Linked DNA regions of Mus musculus: region 2 is linked to region 1. The links are chromatin loops, found by intact Hi-C in ENCODE. Cell type or tissue: heart. All regions are shown on one strand. Links, peaks and the distances in the headings refer to the core of each region. The heading gives the core; the rest is flanking DNA.

The links. A loop is a pair of places that touch in the nucleus more often than their neighbours do. Peaks named below come from ENCODE experiments on the same cell type or tissue, not always from the same donor. Only the 100,000 strongest peaks of a DNase experiment are listed, where the experiment ranks them.
Region 2: a loop joins it to region 1, with 18 times the contacts of the local background. A loop is called at or near these places in 21 of 42 quality-filtered maps.

The regions. Positions count from the first base shown.
Region 1 is chrX:102,925,767-102,933,436 of GRCm38, reverse strand. It overlaps 1700018G05Rik (RIKEN cDNA 1700018G05 gene), which reads right to left and starts at 5,065. Exons shown (of 3, transcript NR_045422.1): 1 at 4,974-5,065; 2 at 4,642-4,784; 3 at 4,330-4,493. It overlaps Gm5126 (predicted pseudogene 5126), which reads left to right. Exons shown (of 1, transcript NR_026596.1): 1 at 1-1,390. In heart, for the core only: a CTCF peak has its summit at 6,509 (motif pointing right); no DNase peak of the experiment used is centred there; H3K27me3 peaks cover 470 bases.
Region 2 is chrX:102,682,559-102,690,228 of GRCm38, reverse strand. No RefSeq gene overlaps it. Among named protein-coding and RNA genes, the nearest start is that of Gm9112, 21 kb to the left of the region's middle. In heart, for the core only: no CTCF peak of the experiment used is centred there; no DNase peak of the experiment used is centred there.

The DNA of each region.
Region 1 (7,670 bases), core at 1,701-6,700:
ACAGGAAAAAAAAAATCTATCCTGCCCTGCCTCTGGGGCCTGACAGGCGACAGGGGCACTCCAAAGACTGGGCTTCAGATGACTATCCCGGACTTGATCTTCGTGCAGGCCAGCGGTGTCCCAGAGGAGGTGTTCGGGGAGGTGTGGAGGGTGTGGAGGTATGCTCGCCCAAAGCATCCTATCCTTGGGGTGCCGTCAGCAAAGCACATCACCAGAGCTGGTGTGAGGCACAAGCACTTGGTGCACGAGAGAGTAGGTGTCCACCAGAGGTCCCTTGCTCTCGGTATTCTTGTGGGGCTCTCAAAGGAAACAAGACAGATGGAAGTCCTGGAGTTTGTGGCCCAAGTGAATGACATCCATCCCAGAGCCTTGCTGTGGCAGTAAATGAGGCATTGCAAGAAGAGGAGGAAGTGCCCGGTGCTGAGCGGTGGCCCAGAAGCAGCTGCTGGTGATGATGTGACCAGTGCGAGTGTTAGTGCAAGTTCCACTTCCAGGGCCTGTGCCATGGCTGAAGCAAGCGTCAGCGCCAGTGTCAATGCAAATGCCAGGGCCAGGGGCTAGAGCCATGCAGGAATGATGATGGTCAGTACTGGGGACAGTATTGGTGCCAGTCACAATCTCAGGCCAGAGTCAGGGCTTCTGCTGACACCAGAGATAGCTGCTGCTAAGGCTTCCTTGCTTTGGTTGTGGTAGTCCAAGGGATGCAGGAGCAGTGGGCCCTGAGGCCCTGCTGTATGAAGAGTGCAGTGGCAGAGCAGGGGCAGGGATAGCATTGCACTTCTGTTCTGAGCTTGGTGGTGACTTGGGGCTCAATCGGCACACTGCAAAGTCCTGCTTGCTTTGTGGCTACCTCCTTTCCAGTTGATAAACAGTTAGGAGGGATCGAGTGATGAAGGCTGAGGATGTGGTTGAGTGGTGGAAGACTTTTCTCGATTGGGGATGGCTATGGGCTCCATCCCAGGAACCATAAAGTAAAACAGTTGAAAGGGGACTCGCCTTGAACTGTGTCAGAGCAGCATGGAAGTAAAGGCATCCTAAAATCCTTTCCCGATCCTTGCTTTTCTAAGGCATGTGATTAAGTAGGAGCATCTACTTCCACAGTTGGCTTGCAGCAGTGTTTCCTTGTTCCTTATTTAGGAGAGGTTTGTTCATTTACACAAAACACTTGTGACACACTGCCATTTTAGATCTGAAATATACTACAGCAGAGTCAGTGGTTCTTTCTGAGATGTTGACGGAAATTTCCAGCACAGTGATTCCTTGCTGCAGATATTAAGAGGAAAAGCACAAACGTGGCCAAAATCTGACACACAGCAAAACCAGCTGACATTTATTTGTGTTAACCCAGAGCTCTGGAATGTAGGGAAAAATAAAATTGAATTAGACACCTTGCTCATGGACTCATTTATTTAACATGAATCTAGTGACTCGTTACCATATGCAAGGCACTCTACATGGCACTGCCAGTCTGAAGATATACCAGACTTAGCCTCTGCCACACATTTGAGAGTCTAGTCGGGGCTCTCGGTGTGAATAACTTAGGTAGATGTGGCAGTCAGCTGTAACGGGGTGATCATGTGAACCAGGTGGTCAGGGAGCCCAGGGGAAAGGTATGGAAATGTGGGATGGGTGCATCTGGGGAGCAGCAGGCTTCATTGCAGTCAGGTAGCAGCACCCGGGACCTGCAGCACTAGAGATGGGTAAACTGCTGAACAATCCCTCTTGGATATTGGGGATACCTGGAGGTCTCCATGCTTCCACAGGATTGGAAGGATACTGGAGGGGTGGTGTGAGGGCAAGAACTCCTGTGCAGACAGACGATACAACTTTTAGTTGTGCCTGTAAGAGGAGAGAGAGGTTAGAATCAACAGGGATTGGGCACTCTTGGCTCTGAGTTGAGCCAGAGGGAAGGTCTACCTCTAGCGGCTATGGAAGCTGCTCTGGATTCTGGCACCTGTGCAGCTTGTACACCACACACTCTGGGTCCTTTCATCTGTCATTTCTAGGGAGTAACAGGAAGGGAGCAAGTGTCTATTCACTGGACAGAGATTGTCCCCTGAAGCAAAGGCACAAAGCAGGGGTTGTCTCTCAAGGCTTGGGAGAGCGAGAGCTCAGTGCTTTATGAGGGCATTGGTAGGATTCCAGTGAAGGTCCATGAATTAAAACAGAAAGACAACAGCCCATGTAAACAGCTGTAAAGGATTCTGTTGGTGTTGTGGGGTGTTGTCTCACTGTGGAGACAAGTGTGTCTTAGCCTGAGCAGAGCTAGTTTGTGCCTTGATCGCCAGACCAAGGCCCAGTCCCATGTAGATGAGCTACAGAAGTTCTTTGGGTAGAGAGGGACCTGACAAAAGTATAGCCCTGCTCAGTTATGAAGGCCTGCTTGGCATGGCATTTGAAGGAGCCACGTGTCCTATGCTAAGTTAGGCTAGCTTCCAGTGGATATCAGGAGCGTGATAGCTGGCCCTGGAGCTGACTTCGACCTTTACAGGCTGCTGGTCACTTTTCACTTGAGTGCTGCTGTGCCTTGTAATCCTCCTGGTCTCTAGACAAAACAATCAGCAGATCTGGGACCTCCCCTGGGATATATGGAGTCCAGAAAGCATTGCATATAAAATTCCCCATTCTTTCACTTCTGTACAGACATAGAGGAGAAGTGTCTGCAGGTGGGGTCGAGGTGACCATAATACTAGAATCTGAGTATGAGTGTAGTGGGGAATGTGGGAATGTTCTCTGTTTTTCCCTGAAGTGGGGCTCTTGGGGGCGAATACGTGGAAGTCAGTCTAAGCCCTTTCTTTGGTGTGCCAGACGTCCCCATTCTCCTATCAGCACACAGCCCTTTGTCAGTGGTGAACACTGTGTAGTGGATACCATATATATTTATATTAATTCTCCCCCCCCCACCAATAACCATGGAGATGCACTATCTATAGCCCACCATCCTAATAAGTACCTTAGCAAGCTATTCTGCCCTATGTGAAGCACTAAGGATGTCTTTCATCCACTTGCTACTTGCATATATCCTTGAGTGATCTCTGTCTCCAAATGGCAAGTCCATCCCACCTGGCTGGTTTTTTTTTTTTTTTCGGGGTCGGTGGGAATGGTGCAGGAACACTACTGTTACAGAACCCACCAGATATAACAAGATATATTTCCACCAAATGGGAAAGAAGCAAGAGAAAGCCAGATGGGTCAGAATGGGAAAGGTTGACTATGTTAAAAGGCCTCCCTCAGAATGCTGCTCTCCCCTGAAAAAGTGGACACAATATTTGCCCCCATTTCTACAAGGCTGCGACAGCACTCTGGGTGGCACTGTGTGATCTAGGCCCCCATTTATACAGAAAAGAAACTAAAGTATTTTTAGAGTCCCCCATGAATTCCAACTCCCCATAGTTCCTGAAGTTTAGGGTGTTATTACCCCATTCTCTTCTACCTGGTCTTGCAATTTATTTATCATTATTATTTTTATTTTTGCTTTTTGGCTGTATTGCACACATCTATGCAGCTGATGTGTGCCTGGTGCCCACAGAGGTCAAAAGGGTGTTGACCTCTGTGGACCTGGAGTTATGCTCAGTTCTGAGCCATAGTGTACGTTGTGAGAATCATACTCAGGTCCTCTCAGCCACTGAGCCATCTGTCCAACTGAGGGGTTGAAATTTCTAACATGGCCACCTCCATAGGAGATTAAGGATTCAGCTGTTCGCTGTCTTCCCTTGGAGCCTTGTCCCTAGGAAACTATGTTTCATTACCATTCAAGGTCACCAAGGAAAGGCAAGAAATGCCCACACAGGCAGAAAAAACATGTGTAGTTGGCAAGAAGGTTTTCTCTTGCAGGCTGTCTCTAGATGAGCAGTGTGTTGACTGGGAAGTGTTTGCAAGCACAGAAGTCTAGAGCCCTGTTGCAGGATCCAGAGTCTTCCTACAAGTGCCAACCCGCACCCCCTGTTCATGCCCACTCCTCCCAGTAGTCCTCCCCCATATACCCCTCCATGAGCAATTCATAAAGAAGGCCCAGGATCTTCCCATGTGAGGATATTTTTGCAATGCAAGGGGGCAGAGACACATGCTATTTCCTCCACAGGTTGCTGGAAACATGCGGGTGCCCCTTGGGTTCAGATCTGTGGGAAATTCCCTGTTGATTGGTCTCTGCATTGAACAAGGATGCCACCATTACCATGCAAGCACCCAAAGGAGTAGCATTCCTGAACAAAGAAAGGCACTAGTTCCTGCCATTCACACCCACAATGCCCTAAGTGTCACCAAACCTCAAAGCCCAGTCATTCCTCTAAGGTGAGTATCACTGTGGAAAGTGAAGGAAATTTCACACAGTCAAAGAAAATTTGAAAGTCTGCCAGCATTTATTTCAACATCACTGGACAAGATTCTTGGGACAGCAAGGAGCTGCGCAGCCAATGATCTTGATCACAGTCCTTGGCCCGGCCCAGTATCTAGGATTCCACTGGTCTCAGCTTCAGGTTGATCGGCGTCTTCTCCTAAGTGGGAAACAGACAGAGAGGTGGACCCTTGGAAGGCCTGCTGGAACTGAGAAGAGGGTTCAGGTTCTGTGTGGGGGAGAGCAAGGGAGACAGCCTGGCTTGCTGTGAGTGGAGAGAGAGGCAGGGGCTGGCTTGGGGCCCTCACCTGAAGAACTTGGACACTCGTGCCACAGCTCTCTGGAAGCGGCTCCTCCAGGACCTTGTGCAAGGAGCAGGCTCCCTGGTCTCTCTTGGGCCCCTGGATGAGTTCTCCTTGGTGTGAGCAGTGGCCACACCTTCCGTCCCTGTCTGAAAAAGAGAGTTAAGGTCGCACTCAGTCCCAACATGGCTGCTGCCCACAACCACATTCGGCTACTGTGATGTGTATGTGCACAGCTAGTCGAGGTGCCAAGGAGGATCGACAAGAGGGGCTACCTGTCCTGTTCACACCCCAGTCCCCCCTGGAAGGTCTTCCAGGTCACATAGTAAGAGACTTACCAGCTGAGGATGCCCAACCAAGTGCATGACGATCATGCTCCCCGGAGTGTCTCTTCCGCTGGAGTGACTCCTAGGACTTCTTGCAGTGATCTGTGGAGCTGACCTCTCTGCTGAGTATAAATGCTAAGCACGCCCAGTCACAGTGCCTGCCTACTCTGACCTGGCCTGCGCCTGCCCACTCTGTCCCAGTTCAGGGCTCTCCACTCTGCCCCTCCCTGTGCCTGCCCATTCTGCCGCTTCCCATGCCTGCCCACTCTGCCCCTGCCCATGGTTCCTGCCTACTTCAGTAGGGTACATTCAGCCCAACCAGTGGATACAGTTTTGATAAGTGACCTCTTTTCTTTTCCTGTGTTTCTCACTCCCACCTCTCCAAGGTTCATTCCTCCCTTCCATTCCCATTGTATCTCAATCTCCTCTTTGTTCCTCCCAAAGTTCTCTTCCAACCTCACTTAGACTTTCCCACTCCCCTCTGTCTCTCTGTCTTTCTCTTTCTCCACTCCCCATTCCCCCAGCTCTTCACCTCTTCTGTCCCACTAGGAGGCTCCAAGCATGCTCTCTTCCTGAGCAGAGATGCACTGAGGCGTCCCACTGTGAGAAGAAAGCATGCCTATGTTTTAGCCATACCTCACTTGGGGTAACACTACTTGATCCTGTGACCTCAGTAGACTTCCCTTGTCCCAGTGTGCACCAGTCAGGTTTCCTAGATTCTTTCCTTTGTCCTAGAGAATGTTCTAGGGCCACTTAAACAATTTATGTTGTGCCTCAAGCAGATGCCACAACCATAGAACTCTCGCCATAGAGTCTGTGCTGGGTTTCACACACTGAGTTGTGAAATCTTGTAGGTGAAGTCATGAGGGATGCTTATGATGAAACTGTGGCATTTTTGTGGCATGGAAGGCTACTCAATGCATTTGTAGCTTCACAGAGTGGAGGAAAACGGAGAATGCTGTCTTTTGCCTTTGACAAAATTGCTGTGTAAAGGTATCTGAGGTCATAGGCCATCACTTTTCTTCAATGGTCCCCAGGGGCATCACTACAGAGTTGAAGGTGGACCTGGAGTGGGAGAGACTTTGGGGGAAGATTTGGAGAGATGCTTGCCTTGGAGCTGACTGGAGGTGAAATTTGCCAGAAAAACCTTTCTCTCCAGATCGGCCATCTCTAGTCTCTGAGGTGCTGACCAGCAGCCCTGGGCGGTGTGCAAACAGGTGTGCCCACTGCCCTAGCGGGCAGGGTGTCAGCAGAGCCTATTCAAAGAGGCAGTGAGCCCAGAGTGTTCATATGTACTATCCGTTTTTTACCCAAGCACTGCAGTGGAGTTTAGAAATCACCATGTACATTTTAGCCCAAAGCTCACAACTGTCATGGTTCCCTCTCCGAAGTGAATGTGTTTCCTTGCCCTCCACGTGTCCGTCCCTTTCCTGTCCATGGATCCAACCTCCTGCAAAGACCCCTATGCTAATGAGGAGAAAGGCCCACCTTTTGGTCCTGCAACCAAAGGTTCCTTGGCCTGCACGTGCTGACATCCTGAGCTACCACCAGGGGGCAGAACAAGATGGGAGAACTGTCTCAGACAGAACCCCTGAGCTGTCTCTGATGCAGCATCTGGATGAGGTTTCCAGGAGCCAGGAATCAGTCCTAAGCTAAGGGCTCATGCCAAGATTTTTTCCTGTAAACTGCCTGAAGACAGGGCCAGGTTGGGAGGTGATAATATCTGCAGTGATGCTTGAGGGACTGACTCCCATGGGGAGGCCTGCAGGTCCATTGCCTTACCAGCATGGCAATGTGGAATTTGGCTGCCTAAGCAGGATAAGTAGTATCTGTCACTGTCTCAAGGTAGTATACCCGTGTCAGTCACTTGACACCATGGATTCAGGAACAGCAGAAGGTCAGGTCATTTTCTGCCACAGGACACTTCTCTGTCTGCCTTAGACTGAATGATTTCTCCTCACAATTTTTGCTGTTGTTGTTTTGAAGCCTTGACCCAGAGCCTAATGGGTTTGGAACCTTTAGTGTGGAATTAAGATGGACCTTAGTCATAGGTAGGAAGCTAGCTGACTTAAAAGGATTAATGGTATCATGTGAGGAGACACCAGAGGACATGCTCTGCACATGCACGGATGCTTGAAGGAGATGCCGTGTGACGACTCGGTGAGAAGAAGACTAAGCTAGAATGTTCCACAGAAGCCAAGCCGGGAAACACTTGGATCTTTGACTTGCCAGCTTGCAGAACCATCAGGAAATAAATCTCTGTTGTTCCAATCATCTTGTCTTTGGCACTATTTTCATGTCAGTCCACAAAGTTTACCAATGTTCCCATTGTTGGGATTCTCTGAAGAATGAACCTGGGGGTCACGTGGATAAGTACCGGGTAGCTTGCATTTCGGGAGACCAAAGCTGTGTGTGCAGCATGGGTGTTTTCCCCCTTAGGAGCCTCGTGAAGAACAAAAGCAATCTCCACGCAGCTGCTTTGAAGGGTCCCTGAGTTCTCTGGGGTGTGGGAGAGGCTGTGTCATGTTAAAGAGATTCTCCCACTGTGAGTAGGAATGTTTACTCTATGTTGGAAATTTCATTGAGTTATTAAAACATTCTACGTGAAAAGAAGAAAGCAGTTGGGGGGGCAGCCTAGGCTTTATCATGTGCCACCATAGCAAAGGGTACAGGGAGGAAAGAGAGGGTTCAAATTTTCCATTGTAGTGT
Region 2 (7,670 bases), core at 973-5,972, 240 kb after region 1:
TCCCAACAATGGGAACATTGGTAAACTTTGTGGACTGACATGAAAATAGTGCCAAAGACAAGATGATTGGAACAACAGAGATTTATTTCCTGATGGTTCTGCAAGCTGGCAAGTCAAAGATCCAAGTGTTTCTCAGCTTGGCTTCTGTGGAACATTCTAGCTTAGTCTTCTTCTCACCGAGTCGTCACACGGCATCTCCTTCAAGCATCCGTGCATGTGCAGAGCATGTCCTCTGGTGTCTCCTCACATGATACCATTAATCCTTTTAAGTCAGCTAGCTTCCTACCTATGACTAAGGTCCATCTTAATTCCACACTAAAGGTTCCAAACCCATTAGGCTCTGGGTCAAGGCTTCAAAACAACAACAGCAAAAAATGTGAGGAGAAATCATTCAGTCTAAGGCAGACAGAGAAGTGTCCTGTGGCAGAAAATGACCTGACCTTCTGCTGTTCCTGAATCCATGGTGTCAAGTGACTGACACGGGTATACTACCTTGAGACAGTGACAGATACTACTTATCCTGCTTAGGCAGCCAAATTCCACATTGCCATGCTGGTAAGGCAATGGACCTGCAGGCCTCCCCATGGGAGTCAGTCCCTCAAGCATCACTGCAGATATTAGCACCTCCCAACCTGGCCCTGTCTTCAGGCAGTTTACAGGAAAAAATCTTGGCATGAGCCCTTAGCTTAGGACTGATTCCTGGCTCCTGGAAACCTCATCCAGATGCTGCATCAGAGACAGCTCAGGGGTTCTGTCTGAGACAGTTCTCCCATCTTGTTCTGCCCCCTAGTGGTAGCTCAGGATGTCAGCACGTGCAGGCCAAGGAACCTTTGGTTGCAGGACCAAAAGGTGGGCCTTTCTCCTCATTAGCATAGGAGTCTTTGCAGGAGGTTGGATCCATGGACAGGAAAGGGACAGACACGTGGAGGGCGAGGAAACACATTCACTTCGGAGGGGGAACCATGACAGTTGTGAGCTTTGGGCTAAAATGTACATGGTGATTTCTAAACTCCACTGCAGTGCTTGGGTAAAAAACGGATAGTACATATGAACACTCTGGGCTCACTGCCTCTTTGAATAGGCTCTGCTGACACCCTGCCCGCTAGGGCAGTGGGCACACCTGTTTGCACACCGCCCAGGACTGCTGGTCAGCACCTCAGAGACTAGAGATGGCCGATCTGGAGAGAAAGGCTTTTCTGGCAAATTTCACCTCCAGTCAGCTCCATGGCAAGCATCTCTCCAAATCTTCCCCCAAAGTCTCTCCCACTCCAGGTCCACCTTCAACTCTGTAGTGATGCCCCTGGGGACCATTGAAGAAAAGTGATGGCCTACGACCTCAGATACCTTTACACAGCAATTTAGTCAAAGGCCAAAGTCGCCGTTCTCCGTTTCCTCCACACTGTGAAGGTACAAACGCATTGAGTAGCCTTCCGTGCCACAAAAATGCCACAGCTTCATCATAAGCATCCCTCATGACTTCACCTACAAGATTTCACAACTCAGTGTGTGAAACCCAGCACAGACTCTATGGCGAGAGTTCTATGGTTGTGGCATCTGCTTGAGGCACAACATAAATTGTTTAAGTGGCCCTAGAACATTCTCTAGGACAAAGGAAAGAATCTAGGAAACCTGACTGGTGCACACTGGGACAAGGGAAGTCTACTGAGGTCACAGGATCAAGTAGTGTTACCCCAAGTGAGGTATGGCTAAAACATAGGCATGCTTTCTTCTCACAGTGGGACGCCTCAGTGCATCTCTGCTCAGGAAGAGTGCATGCTTGGAGCCTGCTAGTGGGACAGAAGAGGTGAAGAGCAGGGGTGGGGGGGGGTTGTGGGGGGTGTGCCATGCACACTCCAGTGAAGTCTGCTTGACAGTCTGGGATTCCTGGGAGCACTCACAAGGCATATAGTTTCAAAAAGAACTCACCTCCTGGAGCTTTGGCATTCTCACACCCATATACCCACACCCTATCCCTGTGTTAGTCTAGTGTATGGATCCACGTGCTCTCTTTTAGTATTATCTTATTATAAGTGCCCTTTAAGATTGAATTCTGACATAGCCAGAGCCTTCGCCAGTGTTCAAATATCCTAGAAAATGCTTGAAGTCGAGAAGCTTGGTAAAGACAGTGAATTGAATTAAGCATTAAAAAAGACAGAGCCAGCAGCTCAGGGCTGGTCTGCAGAGTGTTGACTAAAGATAGTAGCCAATCTCACCCAAAGAAGGAAATACCATGAAAGAGCCAGGGAATCCCACTAAGATAGAAATCTTCAGTACAGGCTACATTGCATATTAGAAGCAAGTTGGTGAATTCTTCTGACAAATGGAGATTCTACAGATACTTAAAAGTTACACTCATTTAAGAATTTAGCAAGGCCTAGGAAATAGGAGGGTTGTGGTATTGCATTATTCATGAGAAGGTCAGCTATGAGCAGAACCCCCAGTGCTAACCTTCACAAGGCTCAAAGGAATAGCACTAGGGTGTGAAATTCTTACCTGTCACTAAGCTGACCCTAGGCAGGACTGCTTTATCTTTACTGTAAACATTTACCTTGTTCCTTAAGTCCCTTTGTAGTCATTCCTTGTGTCAGGTAACTTCAATGTGCTTTGCCTGCTGTGACTTCATACCCCTTTTATTTTCTGTACTATATAAGACTGGTGTTCACTTTGTGACAATACATTCAGATTCTACACAATCTCCTGTGTGCATCTGTCTGTCATTTGCCAACTCCTTGCCCATCTGCACCCAGAGACCCGTCCAAGAACACAAAGGGACCCAGAGGGTCTGTGGCAGGGGGGGGAGAAAGAGAGAGACAGAGAGACAGAGGTGGGTGGGAAAGTCTAAGTGAGGTTGGAAGAGAACTTTGGGAGGAACAAAGAGGAGATTGAGATACAATGGGAATGGAAGGGAGGAAGGAACCTTGGAGAGGTGGGAGTGAGAAGCACAGGAAAAGAAAAGAGGTCACTTATCAAAACTGTATCCCCTGGTTGGGCTGAATGTACCCTACTGAAGTAGGCAGGAACCATGGGCAGGGGCAGAGTGGGCAGGCATGGGAAGTGGCAGAATGGGCAGGCACAGGGAGGGGCAGAGTGGAGAGCCCTGAACTGGGACAGAGTGGACAGGCGCAGGCCAGGTCAGAGTAGGCAGGCACTGTGACTGGGCGTGCTTAGCATTTATACTCAGCAGAGAGGTCAGCTCCACAGATCACTGCAAGAAGTCCTAGGAGTCACTCCAGCCGGAAGAGACACTCCGGGGAGCATGATCGTCATGCACTTGGTTGGGCATCCTCAGCTGGTAAGTCTCTTACTATGTGACCTGGAAGACCTTCCAGGGGGGATTGGGGTGTGAACAGGGCAGGTAGCCCCTCTTGTCGATCCTCCTTGGCACCTTGACCAGCTGTGCAGATGCACATCACAGTAGCCGAATGGGGTTGTGGGCAGCATCCATGTTGGGACTGAGTGAGGCCTTAACTCTCTTTTTCAGACTGGAACGGAAGGTGTGGCTACGGAAGGTGTGGCCACTGCTCACACCATGCTCACATCCAGGGGCCCAAGAGACACCAGGGAGCCTGCTCCTCCCACAAGGTCCTGGAGGAGCCGCTTCCAGAGAGCTCTGGCACGCGTGTCCAAGTTCTTCAGGTGAGGGCCCCAAGCCAGCCCCTGCCTCTCTCACCACTCACAGTAAGCCAGACTGTCCCCCTTGGGCCCCCCACACACACACACAGAACACGAACCCTCTTCTCAGTTCCATGAGGCCTTCTAAAGATCCACCTGTCTGTCTGTTTCTCCTTTAGGAGAGGACGCCGAACGGCCCGAGGCTGAGACCACTGGAACCCTAGACATGGGGGCCATGCGCAGTGATCAAGATCTATGGCAGCGCAGGCCCCTGCTTTCAAGGAATCTTGTCCAGTGATGTTGAAATAAATGCTGGCAGATTTTCAAATTTTCTTTGACTGTGTGAAATTTCCTTCACATTTCACAGTGATACTCACCTTAGAGGAATGACTGGGCTTTGAGGTTTGGTGACACTTAGGGCATTGTGGGTGTGAATGGCAGGAACTAGTGTCTTTCTTTGTTCAGGAATGCTACTCTTTTGGGTGCTTGCATGGTAATGGTGGCATCCTTGTTCAATTCAGAGACCAATCAACAAGGAATTTCCCACAGATCTGAACCCAAGGGGCACCCGCATGTTTCCAGCAACCTGTGGAGGAAATAGCATGTGTCTCTGCCCCCTTGCATTGCAAAAATATCCTCATATGGGAAGATCCTGGGCCTTCTTTATGAATTGCTCATGGAGGGGTATATGGGGGAGGACTACTGGGAGGAGTGGGCATGAACAGGGGGTGTGGGTTGGCACTTGTAGGAAGACTCTCTGGATCCTGTAACAGGGCTCTAGACTTCTGTGCTTGCAAACACTTCCCAGTCAACACACTGCTCATCTAGAGACAGCCTGCAAGAGAAAACCTTCTTGCCAACTACACATGTTTTTTCTTCCTGTGTGGGCATTTCTTGCCTTTCCTTGGTGACCTTGAATGGTAATGAAACATAGTTTCCCAGGGACAAGGCTCCAAGGGAAGACAGTGAACAGCTGAATCCTTAATCTCCTATGGAGGTGGCCAAGTTAGAAATTTCAACCCCTCAGTTGGACAGATGGCTCAATGGCTGAGAGGACCTGGGTATGATTCTCACAACGTAGACTATGGCTCAGAACTGAGCATAACTCCAAGTCCAAGAGACTGATGTCAACACCCTTTTGACCTCTGTGGGCACCAGGCACACACCAGGTGCATAGATGTATGCAATACAGTCATAAAGTGAAAATAAAAATAATAATGATAAATAAATTGCAAGACCAGGTAGAAGAGAATGGGGCAATAACATCCTAGACTTCAGGAACTATGGGGAGTTGGAATTCATGGGGGACTCTCAAAATACTTTGGTTTCTTTTCTGTATAAATGGGGGCCTAGATCACACAGTGCCACCCAGAGTGCTGTCTGGCCTTGTAGAAATGGGGGGAAATATTGTGTCCACTTGTTCAGGGGTGTTGAGAGCTGGTCCGTGGATCACATGGACGGGGTTTCACCTGGGAGGCAAGTTGGGGCTGAAAAGAAAGGGGAACTAGGTGGTCAAGGGAAAAATGGAGCTAAGTCAAGATTCCTGATCAAAGCTCAAATGTTTAATAGAAAACTGTGCTTATAAAGGTGGGGAGGCCCATCCCCGGATAATCCATTCTTGGAGCCTGGAAACAGCTGCAGGTGATGATGTGCAGGATAGGGTGTAGTCTCCTGAATAGCTCAGCGGCCTCTCAGCAGGTAGCAGTGTCTTGAAGGAGAACAGCAGCAGTGGCTGAACAATAGAGCCACCTAAGCAGGAAGGCTCCACCCTAGGTAATCTCCTTAGTGGCAGCAATGTCAAGGTCTGGATCAGCCTGCTTCAGGCTGGGGGGGGGGAATCTACACAGGCGAGAGCAGCACTCTGAGGGACCCCTTTTAACATAGGCTCAACCTTTTCCATTCTGATCCATCTGGCTTTCTCTTGCTTCTTTCCCATTTGGTGGAAATATATCTTGTTATATCTGGTGGGTTCTGTAACGGTAGTGTTCCTGCACCATTCCCACCGACACCGCAAAAAAAAAAAACAAACAAACAAACAAAAAAAAAAAAACAAAAAAAACCAGCCAGGTGAGATGGACTTGCTATTTGGAGACAGAGATCACTCAAGGATATATGCAAGTAGCAAGTGGATGAAAGACATCCTTAGTGCTTCACATAGGGCAGAATAGCTTGCTAAGGTACTTATTAGGATGGTGGGCTATAGATAGTGCATCTCCATGGTTATTGGTGGGGGGGGGAGAACTAATATAAATATATATGGTATCGACTACACAGTGTTCACCACTGACAAAGGGCTGTGTGCTGATAGGAGAATGGGGACGTCTGGCACACCAAAGAAAGGGCTTAGACTGACTTCCACGTATTCGCCCCCAAGAGCCCCACTTCAGGGAAAAACAGAGAACATTCCCACATTCCCCACTACACTCATACTCAGATTCTAGTATTATGGTCACCTCGACCCCACCTGCAGACACTTCTCCTCTATGTCTGTACAGAAGTGAAAGAATGGGGAATTTTAGATGCAATGCTTTCTGGACTCCTTATATCCCAGGGGAGGTCCCAGATCTGCTGATTGTTTTGTCTAGAGACCAGGAGGATTACAAGGCACAGCAGCACTCAAGAGAAAAGTGACCAGCAGCCTGTAAAGGTCGAAGTCAGCTCCAGGGCCAGCTATCACGCTCCTGATATCCACTGGAAGCTAGCCTAACTTAGCATAGGACACGTGGCTCCTTCAAATGCCATGCCAAGCAGGCCTTCATAACTGAGCAGGGCTATACTTTTGTCAGGTCCCTCTCTACCCAAAGAACTTCTGTAGCTCATCTACATGGGACTGGGCCTTGGTCTGGCGATCAAGGCACAAACTAGCTCTGCTCAGGCTAAGACACACTTGTCTCCACAGTGAGACAACACCACACAACACCAACAGAATCCTTTACAGCTGTTTACATGGGCTGTTGTCTTTCTGTTTTAATTCATGGACCTTCACTGGAATCCTACCAATGCCCTCATAAAGCACTGAGCTCTCGCTCTCCCAAGCCTTGAGAGACAACCTCTGCTTTGTGCCTTTGCTTCAGGGGACAATCTCTGTCCAGTGAATAGACACTTGCTCCCTTCCTGTTACTCCCTAGAAATGACAGATGAAAGGACCCAGAGTGTGTGGTGTACAAGCTGCACAGGTGCCAGAATCCAGAGCAGCTTCCATAGCCGCTAGAGGTAGACCTTCTCTCTGGCTCAACTCAGAGCCAAGAGTGCCCAATCCCTGTTGATTCTAACCTCTCTCTCCTCTTACAGGCACAACTAAAAGTTGTATCGTTTGTCTGTCCCTCACATCACCCCTCCAGTATCCTTCCAATCCTGTGGAAGCATGGAGACCTCCAGGTATCCCCAATATCCAAGAGGGATTGTTCAGCAGTTTACCCATCTCTAGTGCTGCAGGTCCCGGGTGCTGCTACCTGACTGCAATGAAGCCTGCTGCTCCCCAGATGCACCCATCCCACATTTCCATACCTTTCCCCTGGGCTCCCTGACCACCTGGTTCACATGATCACCCCGTTACAGCTGACTGCCACATCTACCTAAGTTATTCACACCGAGAGCCCCGACTAGACTCTCAGATGTGTGGCAGAGGCTAAGTCTGGTATATCTTCAGACTGGCAGTGCCCTGTAGAGTGCCTTGCATATGGTAACGAGTCACTAGATTCATGTTAAATAAATGAGTCCATGAGCAAGGTGTCTAATTCAATTTTATTTTTCCCTACATTCCAGAGCTCTGGGTTAACACAAATAAATGTCAGCTGGTTTTGCTGTGTGTCAGATTTTGGCCACATTTGTGCTTTTCCTCTTAATATCTGCAGCAAGGAATCACTGTGCTGGAAATTTCCATCAACATCTCAGAAAGAACCACTGACTCTGCTGTAGTATATTTCAGATCTAAAATGGCAGTGTGTCACAAGCGTTTTGTGTAAATGAACAAACCTCTCCTAAATAAGGAACAAGGAAACACTGCTGCAAGCCAACTGTGGAAGTAGATGCTCCTACTTAATCACATGCCTTAGAAA